Regions from separate parts of the Homo sapiens genome. Here region 1 is linked to region 2. Evidence: chromatin loops called from intact Hi-C (ENCODE). Cell type or tissue: MCF 10A. All regions are shown on one strand. Each heading gives the region's core, and the rest is flanking DNA. Links, peaks and the distances in the headings are about the cores only. Region 1 overlaps LYPD6B (LY6/PLAUR domain containing 6B). Region 2 has its middle 27 kb from the start of MMADHC-DT.

Region 1 (16,392 bases), core at 9,107-11,606, 470 kb before region 2:
CAAATTTACTAATGTAAAAACTGAAGTTAATCACACTGGCATCTATTCTTCCAATTTGTCATTTGGCTGAAAGTGATCTGATGTCATTCAGAAAGAAAGTGAGTTGGAATGGCATCAAGTCCTGATGGTGTAGCTTTGGGCTGAAGCTGAGTTTTCCTCCATGAAGCAACTGCTGCTGTTTCCTGGAGGGCAGACTTTGTTAACGTGTCTGTGTCTGAATTGCTCAGAATCTTAGGATTCACTTGAGGAATGTGACAGTCAACACTGTTAATTCACCTGGTAGGCTGAGGATGTCAGGTCACAGTGCCACACTGTCAGGCCAGGGGTCACAGTGCCACATTGTCAGCCCAGGGGAGGGTTCCTGAATGACTGAGGGAATCCCATTTGTAGCAGCAGAAGAAACGCCGCCATCACCTTGCACCCTTGCCTCCCTTGAGAAGGCACCATGACCTCTGCACAGAGGCCTGAACATTTCCTGCTATAATGGGGTCTTTATTTGTGTTTGCTTTTGCTTCCCTTCCCATTCATGAAATGTTCTGTACATATAACATCTGAGTATTTTGGAGAGCATAATCTCTTCCTGTAAACCAGTGGCTTAAAACCTGGGGTTGCCAGCCAGTATAATGAATACAGTCTCTGAAGTTACCTGGTCCTTTGGGGGTTAAATCAGTGACCTTGGTTTTCTCAAGCTATAACTTTGTCTCCTTCCATGGTTGCCACATAACACAAGGGGAAACACTCTTCCAATACAGTGTACCTAAGAGGAACTCATTTCAAAGATAGCTATGGAGGTCTGTCTCGTTTTAAAATTTGAAAGAACAAATAGAAATTTCTAAGATTATTGTCACTGAATTTTCACTTTTATGAGACTGACTTTCTCCCTACTGTGCTTATGAGGCACCTAATTTCTACCTTAAAAGACCAACCTATACAGCCAGCATGGTGGCTCATGCCTGTAGTCCCAGCAGCTTCAGAAGCTGAGATGGGAGGATTGCTCAAGCCCTGGAGTTCGAGAGCAGCCTGAGCAACATAGCAAGACCCCCATCTCTAAAACATTTATAAAAATTAGCAGGGTGTGGTAGCTTGTGTCTGTAGTCCCATCTACTCGGGAGGCTGAGGCAGAGGATCACTTGAGCCCAGGGGTTTGAGGATGCAGTGAGCTATGATCATGCCACTGCACTCCAGCCTGGGGCAACAGAGTGAGATCCTGTCTTTTTTTTTTTTTTAAATGCTTATTTAAAATGCCATTACTTACTTAGTAAAATGCCATTTCTATTCAAATTAAAAAAAAAAAAAAGACCAGCAAATATTACCATGGTGTGAATTACCTCTGAAGTCTAGTTTGTGAGCTCAACTCTAAGCTCTGTGAGGGCGGGGCTGGTGTCTGTTTTGTTCTCCAAGGGTCTAACTTTGGACTGGTATCCAGCTTATGGCAGGTACTTAGTTAATGTCTCTCAAATGAGAGCATTTCTGTTTCATAAAATGTAACTCTAGCTGTACTGTTCTGGCTAATACTAAATCGAATCTAGATGTTACTATGTTTAATGTAATTTGGACTTCTGCCATACCTGATCCATAATAACCAGAGATCAATTCATAAAATCCTAACATAAAATCTAACATTGATCACTTTTAGAGGTTCCTTTTTATTTTCTGTGGCTGCATTTGAAATGGACACTGTCGTGCAAGGTTTTTGCTGGACTGCTGTTTTTGGAAGACAGTGTAGATTAATTCTATATTAAAGTTCAGAAGTGATTCCGAACTACCAGCCACCCTTGAAGTCTCATTACTTATTAAAATGCCATTTCTATTCGTATTCTCTTTTTTTTCTTGCCTCATTTTCAGTAACTACATTCTTTTTAGCAGATTCAGGCGTTTGAAGAATAATTCATTCTCGCAGTGGGAATTACAAGTCTATGGGGGAAGGTGTGCTGGTGTTGGCTTAGATTTCTAGGGTTAGAAGGCATCTTCCGGGATGTGCTTTAGCCCCCAGAGTTCCCTTTAGACAGGAGCATCTTAAACCAACCCACCCAGAGGGGTTAGCAGACCTCCGGAAAAGGGGATTTTGTCATTTCTTTCATTCTCGCAACCTTTTGTAACAAAATTTATCTCATTCCTGAATTCTAAACTGGGTGGCTTTGTGATCTAAGGCAATCTGCTTTATTTATCTGCACTTCTTTCCCGATTTCTGAGATAAGGATAGCACCGCTTTGTTTACCAACATTGCCAAAGGGGACTATGTAAGTATATTTTTGTTAAGAGTTGCCATAACAGAGTAACAAACTGGTGGCTTAAGCAACAGAAATTTATCATCTCACTGTTCTGGATGCTAGACTGAAATCAAGGTGATGGCAAGGCTGGGCTCGCTTGAAGGCACTAAGGAAGGAACTGTTCCAGGCCTCTCTCCTGGCTTCTGGTACTTCCTATGCTTGTGGCCGCATAACTTTATAACTTGTGGTGTTCTCCCTGTGTGTGTGTCTGTGTCTGAATTTACCCTTCTGTGAGGCCACCAGTCGTGTTGGATCAGTGCCCATCCTACTCCAGTATGACCTCATTTAACTAATTACATCTGCAATGGACCTGTTTCCAAATTCTGATGAGGTACTGAGGGTTACAACTATAACATGTACATTTTGTGGGGGGAGCACAATTTAATCTATAACAGTAGGCAAGAAGGTCACATAGAATTGGGAGGTCTGATGTAGCAGGCTGTTCTATTTCTCTCAAGTTCTCTATTCTTTCTCACTTTTAAGAATCCAGTATATTAGCTGGGGGTGGTGGCTCACGCCTGTAATCCCAGCACTTTGGGAGGCCAAGGTGGGCGGATCACCTGAGGTCAGGAGTTTGAGACCAGCCTGGACAACATGGTGAAACCCCGACTCTACTAAAAGTACAAAAATCAGCCAGGTGTGGTGGCGTGCACCTGTAGTACCAGCTACTAGGGAGACTGAGACAGGAGAATGGCTTGAACCTGGGAGGTGGAGGTTGCAGTGAGCCAAGATCGTGCCACTGCACTCCAGCCTGGGTAACAGAGCAAGACTCTATCTCAAAAAAAAAAAAAAAAAAAAAAAAAACCACACAAAAAAATTCAGTATATTAGGCAATGCCAACCTAGGACACAGATTTGTTGTCTGACTGGGATCCTGTTTATAAAGAGTAGATGGGAGTTAACTTATATGAAGTCAGTTTAAGTCATGATGTCCTTGCATAGGACGTTTGTAACCTCTAGGTCCTTTCCTGAATTTAGTTGCTACTGTGGAAAGGTGACTGGATCTGGGCCTGGTGCTGTAAACAGATGCAGACAGTTGGCTCTGTCAGAGGACTGCTGGGCCTTGTTTGTTTACTGACTTCTTGAGATCTCAGATAGAAGACATAATAGAAGATCAAAGGCCTTTGTAATTACTTCCCCTAGTAATTGTTGCTAATGCCTGCAGGGTTATTTGTAAGGCTGTGGCAGGGGCTGTGTCTAATTTCACTTTACATACAGACTAGATGTTGGTTCCCAATTGCCTTGAGCTCTTCACTTTCTTTAAGTTGATGATTTTAGGTAATACCACCATTTCTGAGGTTGTTTCAGAAACAGAAGTCAGAGTTCTCTTGGTGTAGGGATATTAAATTGTTTTCATATTTTGAATTAAACTTTTATTGAAGTATAGATCTGGAAATTTAATCTAGATATTACTGATATTTAATGTAAAGCTCGTTGGCTGAGCCTGCTTGGGTACAGCCAAAATTCAGGCCTCCCTTACAACCCCATTGCCTGTAGGAAACAAGGAACTCAGTGTGTGGAACAGCTTTCTGTGTATAGATAGAGGCATACAGTTTAATGAGTTCTCACACAGAACGTATCTGGATCAAGAAACAGAACCTGACCAGCAAGCCTCTCTGTCATGCCCTTCCTGATCCCTACACCCTCCTCACTATTCTGAAGTCTATCAGCATCAAGTTTTTTTGTTTGATTTGGATTTTATGTACACATTTTAAAACACATTTAATTTTTTTTAGCTAAAAAATTAAATAAATATCATATAGCCCTAGAGTATGTACTTTTTAGTGTCTGACTTCTTTAGGTCAACATTATATGAGGCTTCACCCATGTTGTTGCCTATAGTGAGAGTTCATTTATCCCAATGGTTGTATGGTATTCCAGTGAAGACTTCCTGTTTGAGTAATGCAAAATCCTGTCTTCTATGTAGGTATTGTGTAGTGAAGTACTGGAGTCACTTTCCACATGGTTTCCCACACTTCTTTTTTACACATGTTCATGTTGCTGCTCTCACAGATTCAAATGCCTAACTTCCTCGATGTTTGCAGGTTTCCCCACCCCACTTTATTCTCTCCCCATGGGATATTTGAAGCTTATTTTCTCCCCCTTAATATCTGTCTGCTGTAACTCTGAGCAGGGAAACATCTGGTTAAGTCTTTTGAACTTTCTGACATTAATGTGAAAAGAGAGATATGAGCACTGGCAAAATGGCCGATTAGGGAGGCCCTGGGAGGAACAGCTGGATTAGGTCATAGATCTTCACCTCTCCTGCTTTCACTGCCATGATAGACAAAACCTACGTCAGGAAGCAAGCTGTGATTTTGACTGTGATATATTCTTTCTCATGATAAATGATTATAGATGCCTAGACATGCAAGAATTTGAAAGGGGCTTGCATTAATGGTTTTTAGGAGAGAAATAGAGAAGTTCTTCCCACCCCCAGTACCAATTCCTGCTTTTTCTAGCAAAGATGACTTAGCATTCTGAATGTAAATTTTATTGCAATTTTTTTTGCCTTTGCCGACAGTGTTTTCCATTCAGTACTTGATAGTATTACTTAGTGATACTATGGTAAAGATTAACCCCATCTGGAAATCCATGAATTACGGTAAATGTGAGGCACTTAGAATGGTGTCTGGCATGTAATGAGTACTGAAGAACTGTGGTTGGCACTGTTATTATTTGAAATCATTTGGGGCTCCTCTTGTGGCAGTGGAGGGCCCAGGCTGGGTGGACTTCCATTGTGTGGTTAATAATCACGATGTAGTAAGGCAGCTGGAAAAGCTTGTCAGCGGAACCTGACTGGGTACAGCCATAATTCAGGCCTCCCTTTCTACCCCATTGCCTGTAGGAAATAAGGAATTCAGGGTGTGGAACAGCTTTCTCACTGACTCCCTGGCTGCACCTGGGTGTGCCTCTGGACAGGAAACCTGATGCCAGCATGGAGAGCAGATGCTCCTGCTGTCAGATAATGAAGCCAACGCAAAAATCCACGTCTCCAGGCTAAAGTCTGGAGAGGCTGAATAAAGTACCCTTGAATGGGAATAAAATGTCACAGGGGGGCATACCTGCAGAGCAGTTTCTAAAAAAGGAAAGCGCTTCATGCATACCATGGCCGTGTGCTGCAGCAGCATACAGTTAGCATTTTGCTGTGTCTGCTCTTCTGTCTCGCTCTCTAAGTTTCAGACATCATAGCATTTCACCCCTAAATACTTGAGATGCATCGCCTGAGGACATTCTCCCTACATTACCATAATGCAATATTGTACCTAAGAAAGTTTACAATGATTCTGTTTCACACTTATCTAATAATATCTAGCACATTTTCGAATTTCCCTGCTTATTTGAAAACATCTTATAGCTTTTTTCCAACACTGGGATAAAATCAAGATTCATGCATTGCATTTGGTTATTCTTCTTTAAGCAGTAACAGTCTCTACACCTTCTTTTTGAACTTTTTGAAGAGTCTAGCCTAGCTGTTTTAAAGAACGCCCCACATTATGGGTTTCTTGATGGTTTCTTTGCATGTCATTTACTTGTTTCTCTATCCTTTGTATTTCCTGTAAACTGGAAGCTAGGTTTACAGGCGTGAGTAGATTCAGGTTAAACATTTTTTGCCAAAGCTACTTCATAGGTGATGCTGTGAAGTTCGTATGGCACGATGTGCTGCTGTCTCAATATTACTGATGTTGAGCTGATGACTAGTGGATCTTTCCGCTGTAGAAGTACACTTTAGGCCGGGTGCAGTGGCTCATGTCTGTAATCTCAGCAGTTTGGGAGGCCAAGGAGGGTGGATCACAAGGTCAGCAGTTCGAGACCATCCTGGCTAACACGGTGAAACCCTGTGTCTACTAAAATAAAAAAACAAAAAACAACAAAGAACAAAAACAAAACAAACAAAAAAAAACCGGGCGTAGTGGCATGCGCCTGTAGTCCCAGCTGAGGCAGGAGAATCACTTGAACCAGGAGGCAGAGGTTGCAGTGAGCCAAGATTGCACTGCTGCACTCCTGCCTGGGCGACAGAGCGAGACTCCATCTCAAAAATAAAATAAAATAAAATAAAACACTTTTAATTGCAGTTAGTAATAGTTTGTGGGGTGATATTTTGCAAAGTGCAAATATGCTGTTTCCCAACAACTTTCCAACCCTGTTTTTAAGTTTCCTTTGAGTCAATTAGCCTGTATTAGCTACTCCACTAGAGTTGCAAAATTAAGATTTTGTAATTCTTTCACTCCTTCTACCTTGAGTTACTGGCATTCCTCTGTAAAGAAGAGTTTTCCTCACTCATCCTTTTTCTGAGTATCACTATGGAGTCATGATTTTTATTTATTTAATATTTATGACAGTTACAGGCATTATTATTTTTGACACTCTACTTGTCCTTCAAATTGAGCCCCTGTGACAAACAGTGCCTTGTTTTCTGGCACCATCACATGTCCTGGGCTCATCTTACACATTTCCATCCCAGGCCTGAAATCAGTTGTTACTCCAAGAATCCCTGGGTATATTTTGTGGAGAATGCATTAAGAAACCCAGATGTAGATGCCAGGTAGGCTTGTTGCTAGCAGGAGTCATTATAGGTTTGTTCAATGGACAGAGGTAGGAAATATATTTTTAAAAAACATGAGTTCATTCATATTTTAAAATCTAAGATTTTACGAGGAATGTTCAGATTAATAAGGACATTCTGTTGACCTGTGGTGTTATGTGAGCTGTTCCTTCTGCATCTTTTCCCCTCTTAGTCCACCTTTCCCATAGACTCTTAGCCTTGTCTGCCCTTGAGTTTCTTCTGTGATTCATTTTGTCTCAAAGTTAGTTGTGGAATTCTTGGTTCTCAAAGTCAGCCTAACTGTGATTTAGTGTTAGTGACTGGGAAAGAGTAGCCACAGACAGACAAGGATACCAACTCCAGAAGAAGTACAGACTAGATCTCAAGGATATGGGAGGCAACAACAGCAAAAACAACAAAAATTGCTTACCAGTTAGTATGTGCCAGCCAGCATCTCACGCTCTCTGAGCTGTTCGTGCATTGATCCTCTTGGCCACCCTCTGACACAGGTGCTGATGTGTCATACTCCCCATACCGATGAGAAAGCTGAGCCACCGTGAGGTTGTCCATTGCCCAGTTACACATCTCAGACTTGCCAGAGCTGGGCTTGCAAACAGGCCATCTGTGTTTGCAGTCCATGGGCCTAACCCCACATGTTCGTGCCCTTCAGTATCCCCAGAGAGCATGCCTTTGTGTGGCCTGCTGTTCATCTCTTTATGTGCCAGGTCCATCTGCTACCTGTCCTTTTCACCCTGCGTTGGTGGCAATGCCCTTGCAGTAGGAACCCAAACCCAAAACTCCAAAGAAATGAAGGGAAGACTTTGGCCCCCTGCCGAGTGGGAAGGGGTGGCTTAATAGAATTGTTTATTTTTTTCCAGTTTTGACTTTTCTTTGGGGTTTCTTTTGCCTTTGAGGAAGTTGAGTTAGGTAATTGACAAGTTCTGCTTGCATAAGAGTTGAGTCCTTTAAAGTAGTTTCTTAACTGTTGGCAACAAGCTTAAAGACTGGAATGTCCCAGCAATGGGCTGTGGATGTGGAGAGTTAGTTCTCTTTAAGAATCAACATTCTTTGAGCCAGTTATAACATTGTAGAATTTAAGAAAGAATTTGGTGATGAATAAATATTGCTAAAGTGAAGAGGAGACTGAAGAATTCTTCTAGTAACTTGTATGTTAAGGTAACTTTTCTTAATAAGTTTTTGTGTGATTTGAAGCGTTATCCTTTCTCCAACTTTTCTATCACTAATATGGAAGAAGAATGATCACAGACTAGTAGGAGAGGATGGGAAGGCGCCCTTTGCTCAGAAGGCTGATCAGTGAGGACTGGGATTACCTGCAAGAAGAAGTTAGGCTATCAATGCCTCAATTACTAAAGGCAACAGGAGAAAGGTGCATTAAAAACAACTCCATCAAAATCCAGAGCATTGCCAGGCGGAAGGCTCAGCCTTTTCAATGCATGGATGCACTTTTGATGAAGTGTTTTGACCAGGATGGAATACAGCCCATTTTCTTCTTCCAAAATCAAAGGTTTCTAGAATGTACTCCCCCACTGCTGTACACATAAACACTTCCCCAATGTGCATTCATGCCAGTGTAAAACAGCCTATCAACATTTGCATACATTTCATAATAATAAAATCAAAGGAGGCTACATCTAGAAAAAAGAAAGCAGCCATCCATTCTTCCCCTGATCAGAAAGGCAAGGAGAAGAGTGGGCTGGTCTTTGGACTTGTGGATATTGGGTCTCGTTTCATAGCAGCCTTCACCTCCCCAGTCCTCATCCTGCTCTTCCAGACTGAAGAAGGGAGAAGGAGCTGCAGGAAGTTGAGCAGCCGTGGTCCCATGAGCTTCAAAGTATCACAAAGAGATAATTTTAAATCTGGTGCTACTCTCTCCTTCCTTTTGCTGAGTCTTACTCCAGGGTGTCAACTTTGAGCAAGGCTGGCCTCCCATCAGAGCCAGGACAAAGGGTAAGGGGTGATACGCTGTCCTAGGGAAGGTATTGGAAGAACAAAGACAGCTTCCCTTTTTTCTATGGGGAGGTGTATTAGTTTGCTAGAGCTGCCATGGCAAAATATCACAGACCCAGTGCCCTAAACAATAAAAATTTATTTTTTCACAATTCTGAGGCTGGGAGTCCAAGATTAAGGTGATGGCAGGGTCGGTTTCCTCTGAGGGCTGTGAGGGAGGGATCTCTTCCAGGCCTCTCTCCCAGGCTTCCACATGGCTGTCTTTTCTCTGTGTCTTCACATCAACTTCTCTCTGAAACCATCTGTGTCCAAATTTTCTTTTTGTTAAATAAGGATATCCGCCATCTTGCATTAAAGCCTACTCTAATGAGTTTGTTTTAATGTAATTACCCGTTAAAGACCCTATCTCCTCTTAATGAAGTAAGAAGGTATTTTTTTTTTTAAAAAAACCCTATCTCCAAATACAGTTATATTCTGAGGCACTTGGGTATTAGGACTTCAACATGTGAATTTTGGGGGCATACAATCAGCTCATAACAGGAGCTAAAGAAACATATCCTATTCTTTGTTTCAAATATTAAAAATCATGAATACACTTGTAACGTTACACTGTTAAAAGCAAGTTTCCTAAACAGTGCTCTGGTGTGCCACTTTCCCTTCTCCCTTCCCCTGAAGAAAAGTATCAGAAATAAGAAGAGCAATCGTAAAGTTAAGGAGTCATCTATAATAATTGAGTTTAGTGAGAAAAAAATACCTCATGCTCTCCTTTTCTTCTGCAATTTTTTAGATTTTTACGTATGTAAAGGAAGCAGTCATTAAATATTCTTTAATAGTTGTAATATGGTTGAGTTTGACGGCTCATGCCTGTAATCCCAGTGCTTTGGGAGGCTGAGGCAGGAGGATTGCTTGAACCTAGAAGTTCAAGGCTGCAGTGAGCTGTAATTATGTCGCCGCACTCTAGCCTGGGCAACAGAGTGTGACTGTCTAAAAAAAAAAATTATTCTTCTCCAACAGGCAGATTGTGTATTTGTTGTGCAAATTCTACCATATCTGAGGCACTTTGCCAGAATTTTGCCCACCTACTAACAGGTACTCACAGTTACTTGGTGCAGCTAGCAGAATCGGGACCTGGTGCACCAAGGAAATTCTATAGCCTCTCAGCCTAGCCCACCTGCATCAGAATCAAATGCAATGCTCTAAAATATGTTCATCCCTGGGCCCTATGCCGTGCATCTACTGAATCAGAGCCTATGTAAACAGAGTCCAGGAATTTGCATTTTCAACATGTGCCTCAGGAGTTTTTAGGCAAATGAAATTTGAAAATTACTGCTTTATTGGCAGGGTTTATAATTCTGGGCCACCACTAGGGGGTAACGCTCATCTCACATCTCTCTTTGCAGGTAAAGAATTTAGTGCTCTGGTTTCTGGTCCCTTTCAACTCCCATCCACATTCGGCCTTCATAAACACAGGATTCGTATCTCCTTGCTCCCTCCCCTCCAGTAACCCCCTCCTGTTGCTCCCCCCACCCAACTTTATGTCCCCTACTGTCCACTGTTGGAATTGTTATGTTCTCTGTGGGTGTCAAGTATGTCCCAAGCTTCTTCTCTGTGATGGTGAGTGGCTTCTAGAACCTTCTAAGACATCTAGAAAACAGACTAACCTATAACTCTCTCAGAGGTTTTCTTTGAACTGTTTAGGATTTAGGGATGTTTTCTTAATTGCTTGTGATCTGTGTTTTCAGTGTAGGCTAGGGTACAACAATCCAGAATATAGTTAGGCTGGCAGGGGGAGGAAAACCCAAACAGATACCTTCATATCATACATGTTCTTTTGTCCAAGTGTTTTGATTTTCTAGTTTCAAAATTTAGTTATGGGAACGTGTGGCTGTCTTCTTAATTTGGTTGCTTCTTTCTTCTTTGGACCAAGGATTACCTGGAAAGTGCTGCTCTCCAGGAGCAAGTCCCAGCCACACTGTCTTTTCTCCTGCCTCTTGCTGGTGATGCCCATTCCACTTTTAATGGTGTAGGTACACAATAATTTCTGCACAGCTCTACCACATGACAGCCCTCCTAAAAGTTTATCACAAAGGAATTCTAAGCACATACAATAACATTCAATGAAATTTAAATGCAATAATAAGAGATTTAGTGGTAGGACCATTGTGCAATGACTAAACAAAACGTTGTGGCATTGACAACTTAGAGGATTTTTGCAGTAGTATTTAACTTTGTTAGGGCCAAGAGACACAGGAGAAATAAAGTTTGTGAAATTCTCCTGTTAAAGGTTTCATAAAATACACAATTTGAGCCTTTGAGAAGAAAAGGGGAGACAGTACTCCCCTTTTAGTGGGGGCTAAAAGCACAGTTTTTGGAATGAAGACTGGACAGAGCTACCACATACTTCCTTTTGAAGAGTTCTCAAACACTCAGTTTCCTCTTCCTCAAAATGATGATAATATTAGTACCCAATGTAATGAGGATGAAAAGATAGAATACATGTAAAGTGTGTAGTATAGTGCCTAGTGTACTATAGATGAATTTGTGTGCAAGTTCAGACTTCTGTGAATGTTATTTTTCAATATTGAAAGAGTCATTTGACATGTGGTGGAACATGAAAGAGTGTTTCAAACATGGATGAACATTCCAGGAAATTAGTTCATCTTCTGTTGTATAGAAATCTATGGTGAGTCAAAGTTGGGGTTGACTAACCTATTTGATTTCACATTAGAAGGGGCCAGTTGGCATGCTGGGTTAAGGATGGGGAGGCTGCTTCTGGATGCAGTGGGAAGTGCTGGGATTAGCTGGGTCTGCAGGTTCTGGAGGGATGATTGGTAACATACATTCCATGCATTTGCCAGCCCTCTACTCTATCTCATAGCTAAGCTCTTTAATCTAGTAATGTTTTCTTCCATTCCTTTTTATGCTTAATATGGACAAAAGAATCTGTAAAATAGTTAAAATACTCAAATCTGATGTTAACATATTTTCAGGGATGATCAATTCATACTCTGTGTATTTATTGTTTGAAAATATTATGCTTCAATGGATATGGTAGAAAATTTAAGGAAAGCATTCATTTTAAATAAATAGAGGAAGTAAATTTCTGACAGCTTCTTTTGTCTATTAACAATTCCTGGTTTTCTGTGTACTGGTTGGTTTTAATTGTTGCTGTGCAGTCTTGTTCATCCTGTAGCTGTAAGGCATTTTAAAGTATTTATTTCAAAATATTTCAATGGTTCAATAAAAAAGCATTAACAAAGTAAATCTATTTAAAAATCAAAACTGCTTAATTGTGCAGAGGCTGGGTGGGTGAGTGTTTGGAACATTGTTATTGCAGCCAAATGTTTATTTTTCACAGCTGTGGTACAAATCTTGGCCCTCTGTGCTCAGATCTTACCTCACGTTCTTCCTCTATTAAATGCATCTAAGAGTGTGTGATGGGGATGGAGACAACCTATTCTGGGAACCCAAAATCTATGGCTCTGCATTGATTTCTGTATTGGAAGGGTCAGTAAATTTTGTATTTCTCTCTGTGTGTCTTTCCATTACTTTACTGCAGTGAGGATTTTGTGTCATCACGAGATGTTGAATTAATGATAGCAGGTGATATCCTTAAGAAAGACTTTGTATTTCAGAAATATGTGAATTCATCTTTTGAAGGGCATAAATCCAGCTTAACCATGAACATAATATAGACTTACATACAATTATATTCCCTTTTTGGCAAGTGGACTGATTTTCCAAGAATGGTTCCGATATAATTTTCAACTGAACAGAGGGTCATGGTGACTTACATGGCAGAATGAAATCAATGTGCACTTAAATAATACAATTGAATCAGCTTTTCTGGATCACTCCATTCCATTTTAGAATTCTTTTCTTTGGGCTCAGGAGAGAGAGGTCAGAGGTATTCATAGAATGTTAGGGAATGATCTTTATTAATATTGTCAATACTCTTAGCCTGTTCCTCCAGGATTGTTCATGTTAAACCAGACTTACCAAAGTTCTGTTTATAAGAATTACATAAATGGAGATATATAATATCTTTTAGTTATTTTGAATGAATGCCACTTTTCTTAAAAAAAAACCTCAGACTCCTAGGGGTGATAACTCAGGCAGAGGACCCAAAGATATTGGTTACATTAAGCAAATAGAAGGGTCTTAAATCTTTAAAAACTTGATATAAGAGCAATAAGCATTTGTCTTTATTCACTTAATTATTTAACAGATTTCTACTAAGTGACAGGCATTGATCATTTTGAAATCACAAGGGTATAAAACCACAGCATTTGGCAATGTTGTTCGTTAAGCATAGAAAGAGCTACAACAGTGATTCACATGCACACTTTTCCCATGAGTTTTGTGTGGTTACTTTTTTTTGAATTTGTTCTGGTCCATTCAAATTATTCTGAAAATACGTGAGTGCCCTGCATTAAAAACAATGTTCAAAGTGTGATTATACACAGACTAAAGTAGGTCTCACTTCTTGATGTCTTATGTCTATTAAGATAGAATGCAGTAGCATTAGCTTTGGGGGAACTCTTGATTTACACTGAACTTTGCAATAAAATGAAACCTTATCAGATATATTTTCATGTGTATAATTCTGTTTATTCTATTTTGTTGCTGCCTCTGTGAAATCGGGGTTTTGGATCTAAGTAAAGGACCTAAATGAAATGAAGGACTTTACTTTTGTCTTTATTTTAATATATATAAATTTATGTGTAAAGATTACATAAAATAAAAAGGTTATGTATAAAGATTGAAAGAGATTATATATAAAGATTATTTATATAGAATACATATATATTTATATATATAAAGAGTGAAGATTTGGACCATTATTCTAGCCTATTGAGAGCCTTCAGATCTTGCTCTGGAATACCACATTTATTTTACTCTCTTAGTGTCAGGTCTTTGGTATTTTTTAATAACCATGCCAACAAAGTCCTCATTCATATTTCTGAGTAGGACAAATCCAAGGACAAAGTAATGAACAATACCTCTCACTACTTCCCTTGGGTTTATATTCATCATGATTGGCATTCTTTTTTTTTTTAAGTAGGTACAAATCTGCAAATCTACCTAAGTATACTACAGTCCAGTTTATATTCTTCTTGTCATCAACTTATTTATCCATCATTCCACCCATAAACCAATCAACATTTATGAGATGTCTCCTGTGAATCACATACTGTGCCACTTTTTGAAATAAAATGTAGAGAAGTTACAGGCCTTTGTAGAAGAGAAAGTGGCATAAAAGGATAATTTTAAGATATGTGACAAATTTAAGCCAGTTTTGAGGACTACTGCTATAGATATAATTTATTTAAGATGGAGGTTTTCTGGCAAGGTGGGATGTGATTCTATGGGAATCTGGGCTGCTGGTGATAGTTCTTGTGAACAACTGTGTTGTCCAGATTGGGCTGCGGGTGGAAGGGTGGGTGGGGAGTGTGGGAAGGAAGGAGAGGAAGAGAGAGGGAGAGAGTACAAGCCTAATAGACTGGGAGAAATGTAGCTATCAGAGGAGTAGAGGTCTTAATATGTGTCAGGGCGGAGAGTGAGAAAGCTGGAAAGATAGGAAATGGGGATTGGTGGTTGTGATTGTGGTGATGGGGGGGGAATTTTAGATGTCAAAGATGAAGACAGGGTTTAATGTGTGGATAGGGGAGACGATGGAAGAGCTGGAGGGGAAGTGGAAGTCTCAGCATTGAGGATGTAGAATAATTATTATGCAGGGGTGCTGAGTAGGCTCTGTGAATGTGGTGAGAGTTGCCTTAGACTTGGGATGTCATGAAGACCACAGGCCAGGTATCAGTGAGTATGTGGAAGTGACTAGGCGATCTTTATAAAACAAGACAGGCGTAAAATCTGGAAGTAGCCCAAGGAGTAACATATTCACATCTGAGACAGAGATTGTGAGTTGACTTTCCATATCTGCTCTTCCTTAAAAATATAAGCATAATTTTTAGCTGAGCACATGGCCACCCAGAGCAAGACTACATTTCTCAGACCACCTTGCAACTAGTGTGACCATGTGACTAAATTCTGTCTAATAGAGTATAAGTGGATGTGGCACATGCACCTGACACAAAGCCTCCTTAAAGAGAGAAAAAACAAGCCCTTTGTCTTCTTGCTAACTTCAATATGTTTATGCTCTCTTGTAAAGTGACAGCCTTCTTGTACCATGAGGCAGAGGGCCCTGCTCAGGATGGTGGACCAGTAAGATAACAGTAACCTGGGTTCCTCCTGAGTTTGTGAAGCCCACCTCAAGGTATTTTTTATTTTTATGTGTGAGAGAAATACATTGTCTTATCTTCTAAAGCCATTGCTATCTTGGGGATTCTGTCACTCACAGACAGACTAATCCACATGTCTTGGATTGGGAGGAGGGAATAGTTGGCATCAGCAGGGGAATAGGCAATATCTCTAACAGGCAGTCAGATTTCAGTTTAAGTCAGAAGTTGGAAACAGTATTCTGAGAAGAGCTATAGATGCTTAAGGGCTGTTTGACCTGGAACAAGGCTGTCAGAAGGTACAGTGGAAAGGTTTGGAGGGCAGGGAGCAGAGGAAGACAGTTGCCAGGGAGAACAAGGATGAGGAAGAGCGTTTGGGAATGCATAGGTAGGAATTTACATTTTTGGCAACGATCAAAGGAGTGGGGATGTGTCGCATTGGTGGTGGAGGCTAGTCTCCAAGATTCAAGCAGATGTTTGATGTAGTTTGTATTGGTCCAGATGCATATGTGGAGGAAAGGCCTGTTGGTGCTGGAGCCAGGGCAGGAATAGGCCCTGGTCTAAAGGGACCCCACAATAAACTGTCAGATGTCCTGCAAGTATTTCCATTAATAAGACTGGGCACAGTATTCGAAAAGGAAGTAAGAGTAGTCTACTGTCCATCATTCTGAGACAATCCATGGTGGTTTCTGATGATTTTTACGTTTCTCTAAGTGCCCATGGGCCATCTCTTTAAACATCAAATTCAGGAATTTTCCTTTGGATTTGAGATTTTGAGCTGTACTTGTTCACTATCTGGACAGAACTGGGTCTCTTTATTACCTATTTCTACATATATGTTCCAGCATCACATTGTCTTCATTACCTGTGATCGTTAGAAACAATTTGTGGTTTTCTGTTCCCCCTAGAATTTTCTTCTGCATTTCTTGCATATATTCAGAATCTGCATTTTATTTTGCTTATTCAGCTCTTATCTTTGAATAATCTGATTTTTTTTCCAATTTATGATGGTTACTTTAAATTATTTTCTCACATTTACTCCCAGCTCTTCTACCAGTTTGGTGATGCATTCGCTTCTTCATCTGTAATTCTTATTAACACTTTGAAACTCCTTTACATCAATTTTGTCTTTATAATTATAATGGAACAAGAGTTTTCTTGACTTTTCTTTTTTGGTTCCTGATGTATTCCAATAGAATATGACTTTGATATTATGGAATGGATAGAAAGTGGTGGAACAAGAAATGGATAAATAAGCATAGTATAATAAATGAGAAGAGTTTCTCCAGCAAAGAAGAAAATAATTATCTACTTAATTTTTGGTACTGGTTTAATTATTTTTGGTCCCTATGTATGAATGAATAGACATAATA
Region 2 (15,812 bases), core at 7,890-10,389:
TTTCTTTTCCTGCATTAGTTCACTTAGGATAATGGCCTCCAGCTGCATCCATGTTGCGCAAAGGACATGATTTCATTCTTTTTTATGGCTGAGTAGGATTCTATGGTGTATGTGTACCACATTTTCTTTATCGAGTCCATCGGTGGGCATTGATGGGCATCTTGGTTGATTTCATATTTTTACTATTATGAATAGCACTGAAGTGAACATAGGAGTACATGTGTCTTTTGGGTAGCATGATCTATTTTCCTCTGAGTATATATCCAATAGAGGGATTGCTGGGTTGAATGGTAGTTCTGTGTTCCATTCTTTGGGAAATCTCCATACTGCTTTCCACAGTGGCCAAGCTAATTTATATTCCTACCAGCAATATATAAATGTTCCCTTTTCTCTGCAACCTTGCCAGCGTCTGTTATTTTTCAACTTTTTAATAATAGCCATTCTGATTGGTGTGACATAGTATCTCATGGTGCTTTTGATTTGCATTTCTTTAATGATTAGTGATGATTAGCATTTTTTCATCTTTTTATTGGTTGTGTGAATGTCTCCTTTTGAGAAGTGCCTGTTCATGAGCTTTGTAGGGCGGTGATTTCTAGACACATTCCATGGTGTTCTGGAAGTTCCCTTATTAAGGGAGCAGTGTGTAGTGTTATGGGGAACAGTGCAGGTTGTGGAGAAATAGAAGAGGCTTCAGACACTCTCCCATTGCTCAACCAATGCTTAATATAAGAATTTTTATTTGCTTATGCTCTTACGTAAGTATGTAAACAAAAGTTTTCAGGGCCAAAATGATTATAAACCACTGGAAGAAAAAGGAAGCTGTAAGATTTTGAAAAAGACAAAATCAGGTGCAATTTGAGGAAACTACTCTGAATTCCAGAATAGAGTATTAGTCTCCAATCTGAAGTGGCTGTTCCCCAAAGTATATTGGATTGAATGGGTTGTTGTCAACTGGCACCATCAGCTCCAGTATCTTCTGAGGCTGGGAAATACATTTCTTGGAATTGCCTTCTTAGTAGAGTAATGTTTTAGAGTTTTCTGAGGAGAGGAACTTGGGGAAATTTAGAAGGTAGAGGTGAAGCAAAAAGCATCATATGCAGAAGGTCCTGGGGTGCCCAGGGATGGTCCCGCACAGCAGTTTTCTGAGAATTCTGTAGGAGCTCCCACTTCACTGTCCTTATTTGTGGTCAGTTCTACTGCTTCTGAGACTTACCTGCAAACTCCAACTCAGCATTTCTACTTCAAGCTGAAGCTGTGTTTCTCTAGTCCTGACTCTCCCCTTCTAGACCCACCTGTGCTTCCTAGCTTCTCAGGTAAGCTGTAATTCTTCAATGACTCCTCCAATGCTTGTAGCATCCTTTATCTTGACAGTACACAGGATGATACATGTATGTGTCAAATAATTCATTGAATGGGGAAGATCATCTTAGAACTTCTATTTACGTTTATCTTTTAATCTGTCCATTTAAACATTTTTAATGTGTATAAACATCTTATTATATATATATAATAGCAAAAAAATGTGCATACTTATAAAGAAATCAATGTGCAGGTATGGAGGTGTGTGCTCAATGTTTTCACTCACAGGGGTGTGAAGTTTTAAAAGTTTGGAGAATAGTGGTAGAAAAATGACCTTGGGAGGGAGGACAAAACTGAAGACAAAACATTCCATCCGTAGGCTATTACAGAAGTAGTACTGGAGAGAATTTATGAGCATCTGAAGTAAGGCAGTGGCAGGGGCAGTCCTGATGAAAGTGGTATTTAGGATGTTAAATAATAGGAAGCAGCAACTGATAGATCACCTTTTGAGGAGTCAAAGAGAAGGACACTTTACACAGCTTCTATGCTTGCAGTTTAGCTGCTCCCATTCACAGTGCAAAGGCTGCTGAGTTTTTTATTTGTTCTTCCCAGGTCAACAATTTAGAAAAGCAGCCAGTCCACCAAAACCAAGTAAGGTTTATCTCAGGAACGTGAGGGATGATATGAGAAAAACACTCTCTCAAATCTATCTTATAAGAACCTTAAAAGAAAATGATTCTAGGAGCAAAAGCTAATTTTCTACCCAAATTTTGTCTTGGCTTTTAAGTTGGCTTGGCCCAGAAATGGCTTACATCACCACCACCACTTTTTTTTCCTCACACTCTTTCTGCTCCTATCAGTCGAATGTAGACAACAATAAGGACTTAGGAGTTAATACGGATACAAGGTGGAAGGAGTCTGGGTCCCCGAATTACCTTCTGGAGGAGAGCCACCTGCCTTTCTGTAATATGACTAAGAAGTAAGACTTCCATTCTGTTGGACGCCAAAATATATATCAGTGTAAGCCAATATAGCTGTGTAGTCTACCTTAAATATGACAGGGATTATTATAATAGGAGCCCCAAAGTATGCAATAATAGTAAATAATCATTGCTGATACAAACTTGTGGAAAACAGTTACTTTCTTAACAAGAGGTCCATGGACTTCCAGGGGGTCCATGAACAGAATAAAATTTGGTTGGAAAGAAAATTACATTTTTATTTTGGCATTCCTTTCCATTATGAACACAGGCAACAAATCAAGTGTTATTGGCAGTTCTTGTGACTTGTCACCAATAGAAAACACAGATTTTTCCCCATCATATTACAGCTGTTGCAGATATCTCATAAGGTCATTTCTCCTTGTCACTAATTCAAAATTATAGCAGCATTAGACTGCTGTTCAATTTTGTAATTTAATGCATTAATAAAAAGTATATATGTCACAAACTTTAAAAATGTTTTGACAAATGTGTTTCAAAATAATTGAGTTTTTAGTAACTATATATATTTTATGCATTTAAAAACATAATTCTGAAAAGGGGCCCATGGCATAAAAAAGGCTAAGGGCCCCTGAAAGATATTTTTTCAATGTAGCAAAGAATAGCTAATGTAAACAAGAGTTGCTGCTTCCAAATTTTATATTTCTAGTTTGAATAATAACTAAGATGTAATAAAGAAACAGAATTATAACAGTTAAAAAACTCATAGTATTTCTTAAGTGCCAGAATAATATTAAATAATTTGTAATAATATAATATGATAAAATAACAAAAATTAAAAAAAACCTGTGCATATCTGTGTATGTTTGGACATATGCACATACATGTTTGTAACCTTTTTTATTGAGGGCAACCATAGCCATTATACCCATTAAGACTTCTTTTGGGATGTTTCTTTCTAATTCATTCGTACAATCACTTTATAAATAGTAGAATTCAAGTTAAAGTATTTACAATATTCTTGAGCTTCACCAAACCATATAAGCAGGTGTTAATAGCCACTTTATTCAGGAATCATGCTGGGGATTGCAATACTAAAATTTTTAATTTCGTCTAAATTTTATTAGCCTAAAAATATACTAGTGCACTTTTTCTAAATCCAGAATTCAAAGGCTTCTTGAACTTTTAGTTTTCAAACGTAGGAGAACATACTCTGAGCCACCTGCCATATAAAGACTTGTATTATCAAGCCTTTTCATTTATGACTGTGGGATACCTAAAAAAATCATTTATCAAAATCACTTTAAATCATGTTCCAATCACTTCCTTATAATCAACAGGCCCACCCTTCAATAAAATATCCAAAAGCCATTTCCAAAAGTGAGAAGCTTGACCAGTGATTTTCATGAAGCAGTAGGGCATGAAAGATTGGAACTTTCATATGAAAAAGACTTGAGTTTGGATTCCTAGTCCATTACTTAGAAATGTTGTGAGCTTAAATAATTTACTTATTTTTTTCTGAGTTTCGATTTCCTCCTCAGGAACTGGAGATACTATCACTTATCCCATACTGTTTTTATGACTATTAAATGAGATACAGTACTTCTGTAAATTTTAACAGTAAATGCATGTGAAAAAATGGTTAATTTCCAATCTCCTACTGACCGTAAATGGAATCATGACAATAGATGTGAACAGTTTGACTTTTGCGAAGACCTAGCAAAATCTCTATGGAGGGAACTATTTTGCACTAATGTAGGACTTTTAAAAACTTGGCTTTTTAAACACACAGTATCTGTCACTACAAATACTGATATTTTGAAGACCTGTGTTCTCTCACAGTGTATGTATATAAGTTTTTAAACTATTGAGGTGGAATTCTGTTGGATACAGTGTTTGCATGTTGAGTTTTGAGGTACTGCACACTTCGCCAACAGGAAACCATTTCAAATGCCAATAAAAACTTTCCAAAAAAAAACATCTCTGGGCATGTAATGGCTGATTAAGTCTAAAGCAGTGAATTCTGTGATTACTTAACACACTATCTGTGTATGTACAGCTAGTAGGAGTGCTCCATTTATTTGTTTTGGATGTGATGAATTGTTTGTGATGGTATTACTTTTCCAAAGTTGTGGTGAGATTAAATACTAAAGTGTTCTGCCAAATACATGTCCTCTTGAAGATGTTTGTATTATAATTTTAGGAAAATATATTTGGGGGTAATTTTTACTGTTTAGTTGTCCACAAAATTTGTACACATTCAGAGGTCAGATAATAAGAACAGCTAAAATTTACTGACCTCTTCCACAGGAATAGTAAGAAATGGCTTGCATATGTCATCCCTCCTAAACCTTAAATCTTCTCATGAGATGGGTATTAACAGAAGTGGAACTTGCCCAAGGTCAGAAAACTTGTAAATAGCACAACTGAGATCCAGACTCAGGAGTTTTTTTCCAAACCCCAGTCTCTTAACCACGATGCTGTACAGTCCTTTGATTTTGGATGAGTATCTGGATAACTGAACTAGTCATGATATTTCATGCATGTTGTAATGTTGAGAAATTTCAGAATCCTAAAACAGTTGTTAAAGGTTGGAACATAAGAATGAGCATGAAAATATTATAAGCGACTTGATTTCCTAGAACCAAATGGAAATTAAAATAGTACATGATCACGTAGCAAATTATTAGCATACATCAGAGAACAAAAGATAAGCAGAGCATAACTGCTGAGAGGTATGATGACAAAGCCTGTCAAAACTCTTTCCAATGGGTCTGAAAATCTTTATTGTTTTGATCCCACCCCTACCACACCCTCTCTCCTGAGCTGTGGAAGATCGGTGGGTTAAATTCTATCATCAAATGCAATAATGGAGTTTCAAATATTCAAGTTGAGTGAGGTATGCTTGTCATTCAACTTTACATCCTCTATCCTGACTACTCTCTGAATTCTAGGTTCCCAACTCTAAGTATATGCAGATATTCACCACCATTTTAACTTTACCACATAAATGTAAGAGGGCTATATGCTGCAAACTAGTACTTGGTAGTGAGACCACCAGGCTAGGCATTAGGGTCCAAGGCCCAATTGCTTGTGTTCCAGTCCTGGCTCTGCCATTCAATATCCATGCGACTTTAAACTCATCACCTGGCCTCTCTCTGCTTCAGGTTTCTGATCCATGAAATGGGAATAATAATACTTATTTCATGGGGTTGTTATGAAGATTATATGCATTATGTATAAAGCACTTAGCTAAGTGCTGGGCACAGTAAGCACGATGAAAATGTTGGCTTGTTACTATTATTACCAGTGCTATTATTATTATTATTCTTTTAGTCATCCATGTTGAAAACTGCAGTCTTTTGTTTGGATTGCTGGAAGTGGGATTGGACAGCAAGACCTAGGGAGCAGTCAGTTCCTGCTTTAATTTCTACTTTGGAATATTTATTTCATTCTTACGGCCACCACCCTAATTTAGGCCTCTATTACCTTTGAGTTACCCCATTACAACAGTAGTCTTTTTGTTGCCAGTTACTTTTTGCCTACAGTTTATATCCTATACCACCAGGAGATCTATCTTTCCAAAAGTTGATTTAATCGAATTATTCTTCTGCTTGAAAACCTTCAATGTTTAATGCTATAGCATATCGGTGAATTCCTTATTCTGGAACTAAAAATTCCTTCAATCTAGCCCCAAGGTGTCTTTCTAGCCTCATTTCCCAAGTCCTTGCAGTCAAGGAAACTCTAGGTAAACCAGTCCACTCTCTTGTGTTAGTCTCATGTTTTAGCTCCTGGAATATCCTCTGCTCACTATTCAAATCCCGCCTGCCTTTCAAGGGCCAGCTGAGATTTCCTCTCCTCCAAGAGTCTCTAGACATGCCATAAGCTCTACGACTTGGAGCAGACATGAAGTATGTCAGCATCAAACGTCAAACTTTACTAATTCAGAGTGGACGTATATTGGATATGATTAAGTAAAAAGCAAAGGAAAGGTGTAGAGTTTGAGAAAACCTCTGTGAATCATAAAATTTTAAATGATTTAATTATTTTTATACCGTGTTAGTCCGTTTGGGCTGGTTTGACAGAATACCACAAACTGGGTAATTTATAGTTAGAGGTAAACTTGAACAATTTGGGTTTGAACTGCCCGGGTCCACTCATATTCAGATTTCCTTCTGCCTCTGCCACCCCTGAGACAGCAAGAACAATCCCTCCTCTACCTCCTCCTCCTCAGCCTTCTCAACATGAAGACAATGAGGATGAAGACCTTCATGAGGAGCCCCTTCCACTTAATAAAGAGTAAATATATTTTCTCTTCTTCATGATTTTTTTTTTAACATTTTCTTTTCTCTAGTTTATTTCCCAGCACTTTGGGAGGCCTAGGCGGCGGATCACGAGGTCAGGAGATCGAGACTATCCTGGCTAACATGGTGAAACCCCGTCTCTACTAAAAATACAAAAAGTAGCCGGGCGTGGTGGCAAGTGCCTGTAGTCCGAGCTCCTCAGGAGGCTGAGGCAGGAGAATGGCGTGAACCCAGGAGGCTGAGGCAGGAGAATGGCGTGAACCCAGGAGGCGGAGCTTGCAGTGAGCTGAGATCGCGCCACTGCACTCCAGCCCAAGGAAAAAAAAAATTCAGAATGTAATACATTTAACATACAAAATATGTTAACTACTCATGTTGCCAACAAGGCTTCCAGTCAACAGTAGGCTGTCAGTAGTTCAGTTTCTGGGGAGTCAAAAGTTATATGTGGATTTTTGACTCAGCCTGGGGTTGGGGTGGTCGGCACCCCTAATCCCCCTCTTGAACTGTAATAGAAATTTCTCACTGTTCAGGGTGCTGGCAGATGGGGTGTGTGGTAAGGGCTCTTTCTCTGCTTCCAAGATGGTGCTTTGTTGCTGCACCGTCTGCAGGGATGAACAGTGTCCTCACATGGCAAAGGGAGGGAAGGGTAGAAGGGTCAAGGCGCTCTCTGAAAAGGGCATTAATCCCATTCACAAGGCAGAGTCCTCATAACTTAATCACTCTCCCAAAGGCTCCACCTCTTAATATTACCAACTTGGTGTTTGAGTTCCCACCTATGAATTTTGGAGGGACAGGTACATTAAAACCATACAGCGATGGCAGGCAATGATAGAAGTAGCAAAGGGCTTGCTGTAATCTATTTTAATAAGTAGAAGGCATTGTGTACAACAGAATGCCTGACATAATTGTTCAAGATCAAATTAATAGCCCCATCATCTCAAGTATCTATGCTGCTATGTGACAGATGCATTCCTAGGAAATCTTGCATGATAAAAAAAAATTAATAGACCAAACAGGAATTTTAAATGCATACCATTATTGTTTCTGAAGAAATTTCAATAATAAAGGTGCTTTCTTATACCCGTAAGTGTATAACTATGAAACCTAAATATTAATGAGCAAATATAGTATTTTATCATATCAAAAGACCTTTCTTTATTAGTCCTGGCACTACCACTAGCCAGAACTTCTTGCCATTTATATAATCACCGATACAATAAATGGAGCAGAGCTGCTCAAATAAAGAGTACAATGAGTTTCCCTTTTCAGAGTGGAGAAGCTTCCTAATTAAGACTGCATTGCAAATACATTACCATGTAATGCAAATTGATGGAATTATAAAAGTCTATACTGTAATTAAAAATTTTTTTCATAAAAAATAAAATGTTAAAGTCACTTACCTGAATTATCAGAAATTGCCAATTAGACAAGAAGTAGTTCATGGACTAAGACCCAGAAAAGCTGTATTCTAGATTTGCCAATTCTAACCTTGGGCAAATCATTAAACTTTTCAAGGCTTGAGTTTTCTCATCCAAGAAATAAAGGGCAGGACTAGACAATTTTTAAGACCTCCCAAATCAATATTTTTATACTCTTTTATTTTTCTTGTCTACAAGGCTATTATTTGTGTGAAGTTATGTTACTTACTTACTTTGACCTTGAAGTTCAATGTGTCTATTCCCACATAACTTTTCAAATAATTAGAATATAATTTCTTAATATTAAAATAATTATAAATCTTGAGTTTTCTTTTACTATTCACAAGACACTTTGGATTTTGCCATGGTCTGTTCTAAATACTGCATAGTAACATGACAAAATTGAATTGGTTCATTTTTTCATGCAGTTTCTCTGCATTTCACATAGTATGTTTTTAATGACTCTGTAACACCATAATACATTACTACACTTCTAAAGTTCAATAGTTTACCCTTACTAATTTTTTGCTTTCATGTCAGAGCCACACTCCCCCCCCGCTTTTTTTTTTTTTTTGGCAGGAATGGAGGCACTAAATAATTGCTTAACAACTAAAAATTAATTTTAAATCTCAGATCATGTCGGATCTTTTGACTAAACACAGTACTCCCAATTCCAGGATTTCTTGACTGCGTGCTGGTGAGAAAGAATTTGACCATCTCACACCAGGTCTTTTTGCTGCCTCTTGCCTTATTTCCCTAAGTGCCTAGGAGTGCTCCCTTATCTTTCTTCTGATTCAAGACACTAGATTGTATTGTGACACAGATTGATACTTTTCTAGAAACTCACAATTTTAAAAATGATAAAAATTACATGTATAATGATTGAACAACATGACCCTGCATCAGGCATTCATTTTCTATTTCATAGCTCAAGTAATGGCATCTAGGAAATAGCACTAGAAAAAAATGCTAGTTTCTAAAAAGTCAAAACAATGAAGTAATTATCAATGTACAGGAACTTTTCTTTCTAAATGGTTTACATTTCAAACATGCAGAATTGATAAGGTAATTTTTTTTTTCTTGGCCAAACTACAAGCCTCAAATTTGAGGAATTTCAAGGTAATTAAATGGTGCCACCTATTGGCCAAATGTATCACTGCAGCCTATCTTTTTAAATATAGAGGATGTTCAATAAAGTTGGCAAAATCCTAAGTGCAAAATTAGAGGTTCTTATCCATTTGAGACAGTCACATTTGTGAATAAATTTTAATGCAATATTTTAAATTAGATAACATATCTCAAATATATAGCTATTTTGTTGTTAGAAGGTTTGTCCACAAGGGGGGTGTGTGTGTGTATGTATGAATAAGAAATACATATATATGCTCATGAAAAGGACACTCATTGTAGCATTAGGTTATTTTTCACTCTGAAATGGAGGGGCATACTGGAAAAGCTAATAGCTAAAGGCAATCCTGGACTTACAATAGCTCTTTCTGCTGGTTGGGACTAAACAGTACCTACAACACTGGGGATCTAGTATTGGAAATGACTGTAATAGTTTTTTCATACAACTTATGGAATTAGTTAATCTCAGTGATTTTCAGTTATCCTTCATAATACAGTATCAGAAAAGGGGTTCTCATAGTAGGCTTCTACAGAGTCTTTAACTTGCCCATGAAAATAAATGTCACTTTAAAATGAAAGCCAGAATTAATTTAAGAAGCAGGCCACGAGTTCTGGTAGCCCTAAAGAATAAACTGCTTCTTTTTTGCTTTATTGTGACTCTCCTAATTTGTTGAGAGGAATATTAGTTGTATCTCTATTTTAGATTCCATGACCAACTTGCAGGTTTTTTTTTTCAATATGCTAAAATATTTTTTGCTTCTTAGAGACACTGTCTTGAATTAACATGGACTTTTGGCTAATCTACATAAAACTACACTGTAGGTTAACCTACATTTATTCTAAAAAAACTGTAACATAAATAGAGAGCAATCTAGAAGCCAAGTGCTCATTCATTTGAGATTAATTGCCTCTTCAGATCACTAATTCATGCTCCAGTGTCCCAGGAGAGTTATTTCCCATGAGTGACCACTTGACTCAGAAGGTATTTTAACTCATCCAGGCTTCGTACAGGACAAATCTTATTACTGTAACTTAGTTACACGGCCATAAACATAGTTTCCCTTTCTCTTTCTCAGCTTGTTTACTTAGTACCAGAAGAAAGTCTCCTCTGTGACCACTGGTGACTTAACTCAGTTTGAATGGGCACAAATCCAGCAACTGACAACATTGTGTGACACTGAAAATTGAGTTCATATTATTTAAAATAACTTTAAACAAGGGTAAATGAAGTCACATTCACTGTAAGCAAACAAGGAATAGACCTCATGTCCTTCTGCAATCAAAAAGGGATGTGAAAAATAAAATTCTTATAAAATTGTTGTTGATTTCAATGTCGAAGATCTTAGTCACAAATTTAAAACAAACAGGAGAGATAAAATAGCAATTAATGAACAGTAACCATGAACCTTCAAAGGCAACAACCTGAAATTATAAACTGATGAGCCATGGAGGCACTATTTAACCCGGGAAGTGCTGCTTTTCTAGGGTGCTCAAAGCTTGTACTCTTTTTGGCTTTAGTATTTTTTTTAATTTTGAGTCCCTCTACAATTTTACCATTAAAAATAACTGTCATTTGATAGCAATGTTGTCATTCACACAGTCACCAGATTCAGCAAATATAAAAAGGAAGACACTAAGATAAATTTGAATTTCAGATACAAATTTTTTTTTAGTATATGTACTATTCAATATTTGGGAGACAGGCAGTGTATTTCATTAAATATACTATCACAATTGTGCTGATAAAATAGTGCTACAATTGTAAAACAGGTTAAACTAGTCTGAAACTATGGTCATGCATATCTTAACTACGGGGATATGTTCTGAGAAATGGGTAGTTAGGAGACTTCATCATTGTGTGAATATCAAGAGTGTACAAAACCTGGATTGTATAACCTACTATACACCTGGGTTCTAATAGTATAGGCTATTGCTCCTAGGCTAAAAACCTGTACAGCATGTTACTGTACTGAATACTGTAGGCAACTGTAACACAATGTTTTTGTGTATCTAAACATAGAAAAGTACAGTAAAAATAGGACTACTATCATATTTGTGGTCCAACCTTGACAGAAACGTTGTTATATGGTGCATGACTTCAATTAAAGATCTCTACACCAGGTTTTTGGATTAAAGCGGATACATGACAAAGCTCCAGTTTGACCTCAACAAATCTAGATTTACTCTTCTGAATCATCATTAAGTTGATCAGCATCTAATTCACATCTATTACTGAACATCTATGTGACAGGAACTGTGCTCAACCATTCTTCCTGTAACAAAACTGGACTTCCTGGCAGGCACTTGTTCGTGAAGTCTGTGACAAGGATGACTTTAAACTATTTAAAAACTACTAAAAATTAAATTTGTAGCAAAATGGCATATACAGCTACAACATAAGCTATGAGTACAAACCAGTGTTTAAAAAGTTTAATACCTATTTTTGTACTACTGAATTGCCACTCATTTTAAATAGAGTGGCAATTTAATGACACAAAATCTTTATACTAGGAGATGTAAGAAGTTGTAACTTAAATATAATCCTATCTACATAAAATTAAAGCAATTAGAGACTCTATTTTTATATAGAACGAGATCAAAGCAGATTATAGCATTGCAACCCTACCTGTTTAGTCTATTTTCATTTAAAGGAAACAAAGTTAGTGACTATGCCATTTCATATAAATACACTGTGCCCAAAATGCAACATTTCATGAAATAACTGAAACAGTGAAAGAACTGTTAGATTGATTGAGAGGAAATCTACATGGATGACTCAATGTTAGAAACCCTAAGCATGATTTAACTATCCAAGGATTAAGAGGTTCTGGGAAAACTCTTAAAAGCTCTTGGCAAAAATGATCATGCTATAAATAATGTAAACCATGTCTAATAACAGTAAGAAAAATAAAATGCTTTGAAAACTTGTTTTATATAATGTAAGCATTAATGTATAATTAAAACTCTAGCTAAACGTTTAAAAAGAAAATAATTTTGCTTCAAAATTTCCTTTACCTATAAATTTTAGTTCCTTTTTAAAAACTGGACTCAGTTTAAGGGCCCTTTGCTGGCATCATTTATTTTTGAATAGGTTCTCCCACTATTTTAAGAGTGGATTTGATTGTATTTTTAAAAACTTTATTGGAGTATACTACACATACAAAAAAGTGCACCTAAGTTTGTACAACTGAATTCATCATGTGGTCAATACTCAAATTCAGAAAAACATAACAGAACACAAAACATTACCAACATTCCAGAATCCTTTTTGTCCTTTCTTCCAGTCAATTCTTCCTTTCCCAAGGGTAAGCACTATCCTGACTTGTAGCAGCATAGTTGTGTTTTTGTATTTCATATTAATAGAATTACATAGGATGTACTACTGCGTCTGGCTTCTTTGGTATATTGTTTATTACTTTCATCCATTTTGTTGCTAGTTATAAAGCATTTATTCTCATTATTATATAGTATCCCATTACGTGAATGTGACACAACTGAATTGACAAAAATAATTCTAGTGTGCATTTGAGTAGTTTCTTACTTTTGGTTATTTAGCACCGGTATAGACTTTTACATGAGTAAACATCTTTTGGTGAATATATACATACATAAACACACACACACACACATATATGCATTTCCGGTTGGTCTATACCTCAGAGTGAAAGTGCCAGGTCCTAGGGCACATTGAGCCTTAGAACTGTCAGTTTTCCAAAGTATTTATACCACTTTACATTCCCATCAACAGAATTTTAGGTTGTTCTACATCTATAACTTGGTGTATTTATTTTTTCATTTTTCATTCTGGTAGAGATGTAGTAGTGGTATCGCATTGTAGGTTTAATTTACATTTCTGATGATTAATGAAGTATGGCACCTTACCGTGTTTACCGACCATTTGAGTATCTTTCTTTGTAAATGTTTATTTTTCTGGTGGTTATTTGTTTACTGATTTTAGGAGTCTTTATATATTTTGAATACAAGCTGTTTATTGGATATGTATATTGCCAGATTGTTGAGTATGTATTTATCTTTAACTCTGCTAGCTGCCTTCTCCTTCATGATGTCTTTTGATGAATTAAGAGTTCTTAGTTGTTTTTTGTTTTTGTTTTTTGAGACAGTTTCGCTATCATTGCCCAGGCTGGAGTGCAATGGCATGATCTCAGCTCACCGCAACCTCCGCCTCCCAGGTTCAAGCGATTCTCCTGTCTCCTGGGTAGCTGGGATTACAGCACCACCACGCCCGGCTAATTTTTTCTATTTTTAGTAGAGACGGGGTTTCTCCATGTTGGTCAGGCTGGTCTTGAATTCCCAACCTCAGGTGATCCGCCAGCCTCGGCCTCCCAAAGTGCTGGCATTACAGGTGTGAGCCATGGCGCCTGGCCAAGGGTTCTTACTTTTAACATGATCCAATTAATCATTTTTCCCTTTATATGATTATGTTGTATTCTCTTAAAAACAAATCTTTGTCTACTCCAAAGCACAAAGATTTTTTTTCCCCCTAGAAGCTTTAACCTTTCAAATTTAGACTTGGAATCAATTTAGAATTTTGATGTATGTGTCATGTAAAAGTAAAAATACATTTTTCTATATGAATATCCAATTGACCCAGCAATATATACTGAAAAGATCCTTCTTTTCTCACTGCACTGCAGTGTCACCTCTGTGATCAATCAAGTGACCACTTATGTGCTTTTTATAGTAGTGACATGGTTTTAACTGATTATAATTTCCAGTAATGAATGGAAGACAAATGCTCAAAGTCTCAAAAAACAAAAAATGCTCAAAGCCTTAAGTCTACATAATTAAGTTACAGTTTACATGTATTCTAAGAGGGCAATGAAAACCCTATGAAAAACTTTAAAATATCCTGGTTAGGAATGAGAGGATAACAGGAAAGTTATTACTGCATATTCAATGGTGTGTTTAAGTTAGTAGGAAATTGGGTCCTTACTTTCCAAGTATGGGAGGCAAGATTTAAGACAAAAAAATATAAAGGAACTGTGTACAAAATCGTGTGGTGGAGACCAAGTACTATATAAATTAAGGAAAAGACCAGTGAGGGATGAAGAGCCAGGAAAGGTTTCATAGAGGAAGTGTGACTCAAATCCTTGAATTGATTTAGGCCTGATTAGGTCTCTCTTAATGCAAAATATTAGAGCCTTCATTCTTTTCTATAGCTCCTTAATACATTAAATAGATTAGCAAATCTTACTCTTATTTCCTTAGATGCCTCTAATCCACCAACTATTACTGAGTTTTAGGACCGACCAGAGGTTCTAACCCTGAATGCACACTGAAACACCTGGGAAACCCTTAAAAAGTACTTAGGTCCAAACCTCATCAGACTAATGATATCAATATGTGGGTGTGAGGCCAACTCATCAGTACTAAATGCCCTCAGGGGATCTAAATGTACAGTTAAAGTTGAGGACTTTGAATCAGTGGTTCTCAACCCCAGTGATAAAGTTGTCAGATAAAATTCAGAACACCTGGTTAAATTTGACTTCTGATAAGTATTTTGTCCCATAGGAGAAATATAGCAATAACGGAAGACATTTTTGTCATAACCATGGCTTGCTGTTGGTATCTAATAAGCAGAAACTAGGGAATGCTGCTAAACTTCCTACAATGTCTAGGAGAGCCCACACAACAAAGACTGGTTCAAGACGTCAATAGTGCAGAAGTGGATAAACCCTCCTTGTGACAACAGTCACAAGGAGAATATAGAGTTGGAACTAAAAAGAGAGTTTTGTTCAAATGTAAGGACTAGGTTGATATTACAAGTAACAGAAGCCCAAGAAAGACATGAAGGTTTTAAACTTGAAGCTAGAGAACTATTGTTTGAAGTCTAGCATTCTATAATTGAATTTTTAGATACATGTTTCAGTAAATTTTCAAAGAAACTAAAAGCACATAGCGTTCAATGTAATGAATTCCTAAGTTTATGAAGTGGCAGCATTATCAGTTAACCCAAAAGTTCTTTCACTTTAAATTCTGCAACTCTTTGATATTTTTAATCAGACACTTAATAGACTTCTTGATTATGACCATGAAGTGAATATAGAAAAGAAATATATATAACTAATGGACTCTTGGCCAAGTCCCAGTGCTGGGTCTTAACACTAGCTGTGTGACCTGATGCAAATGCTCCTGTTTCCCATTTTGTCTACCATAAAATGAGGAATGTGGATGACATGATCTGAAAGATCTCTTTCAGCATTTAATTTCTATGTGCTTGATAAATTTTCATCTATGTAACCAGCATCCAAGAACAAAAATTCCTAAGTTCTTGTGAAAACATAACTTTAACAAATAAACTTTTATTCAGTGACAGATCTAATAGTAATTTCAATGGCTCAGTCTTATTTTTTTAAAAGGTAGCAAATTTATGTTTAAGATATATAATTTTACAAATCCTTTCTTGTCCACAAGGTCCTGATCAAGTGAACAGTTACCTGAGGTGTTTTTTTCTGTGGTACATAATAGTCAACCACTTTATATTATTATCATTCAGTAAGAGTTCCTTGAGTTATATTTCTAAAACCTGAATCTTGCCATAATACTTCAGAAAAAAAAGTTTTTAATTAACAGTTACTGCTGATCATATTTGTTTCTGGAAATCCTGTTAAAAAGCAAGTTGATAAAGAGTCTCGTCACCATGTACCCTATCTCAGTACAACAGAATGCACAGACTTAGTCACCTATAGGGAATAAGTATC

Evidence for each region. Peaks named below come from ENCODE experiments on the same cell type or tissue, not always from the same donor. Only the 100,000 strongest peaks of a DNase experiment are listed, where the experiment ranks them.
Region 1: a loop joins it to region 2, with 14 times the contacts of the local background. A loop is called at or near these places in 7 of 110 quality-filtered maps.

Annotation. Positions count from the first base shown.
Region 1 is chr2:149,077,794-149,094,185 of GRCh38, forward strand. All of the region lies in intron 1 of LYPD6B (LY6/PLAUR domain containing 6B), which reads left to right. Among named protein-coding and RNA genes, the nearest start is that of LYPD6B, 47 kb to the left of the region's middle. RefSeq lists an enhancer at 3,072-3,664. In MCF 10A, for the core only: a CTCF peak has its summit at 10,182 (motif pointing right); no DNase peak of the experiment used is centred there.
Region 2 is chr2:149,552,381-149,568,192 of GRCh38, forward strand. No RefSeq gene overlaps it. Among named protein-coding and RNA genes, the nearest start is that of MMADHC-DT, 27 kb to the right of the region's middle. RefSeq lists a silencer at 4,075-4,369. In MCF 10A, for the core only: a CTCF peak has its summit at 9,153; no DNase peak of the experiment used is centred there.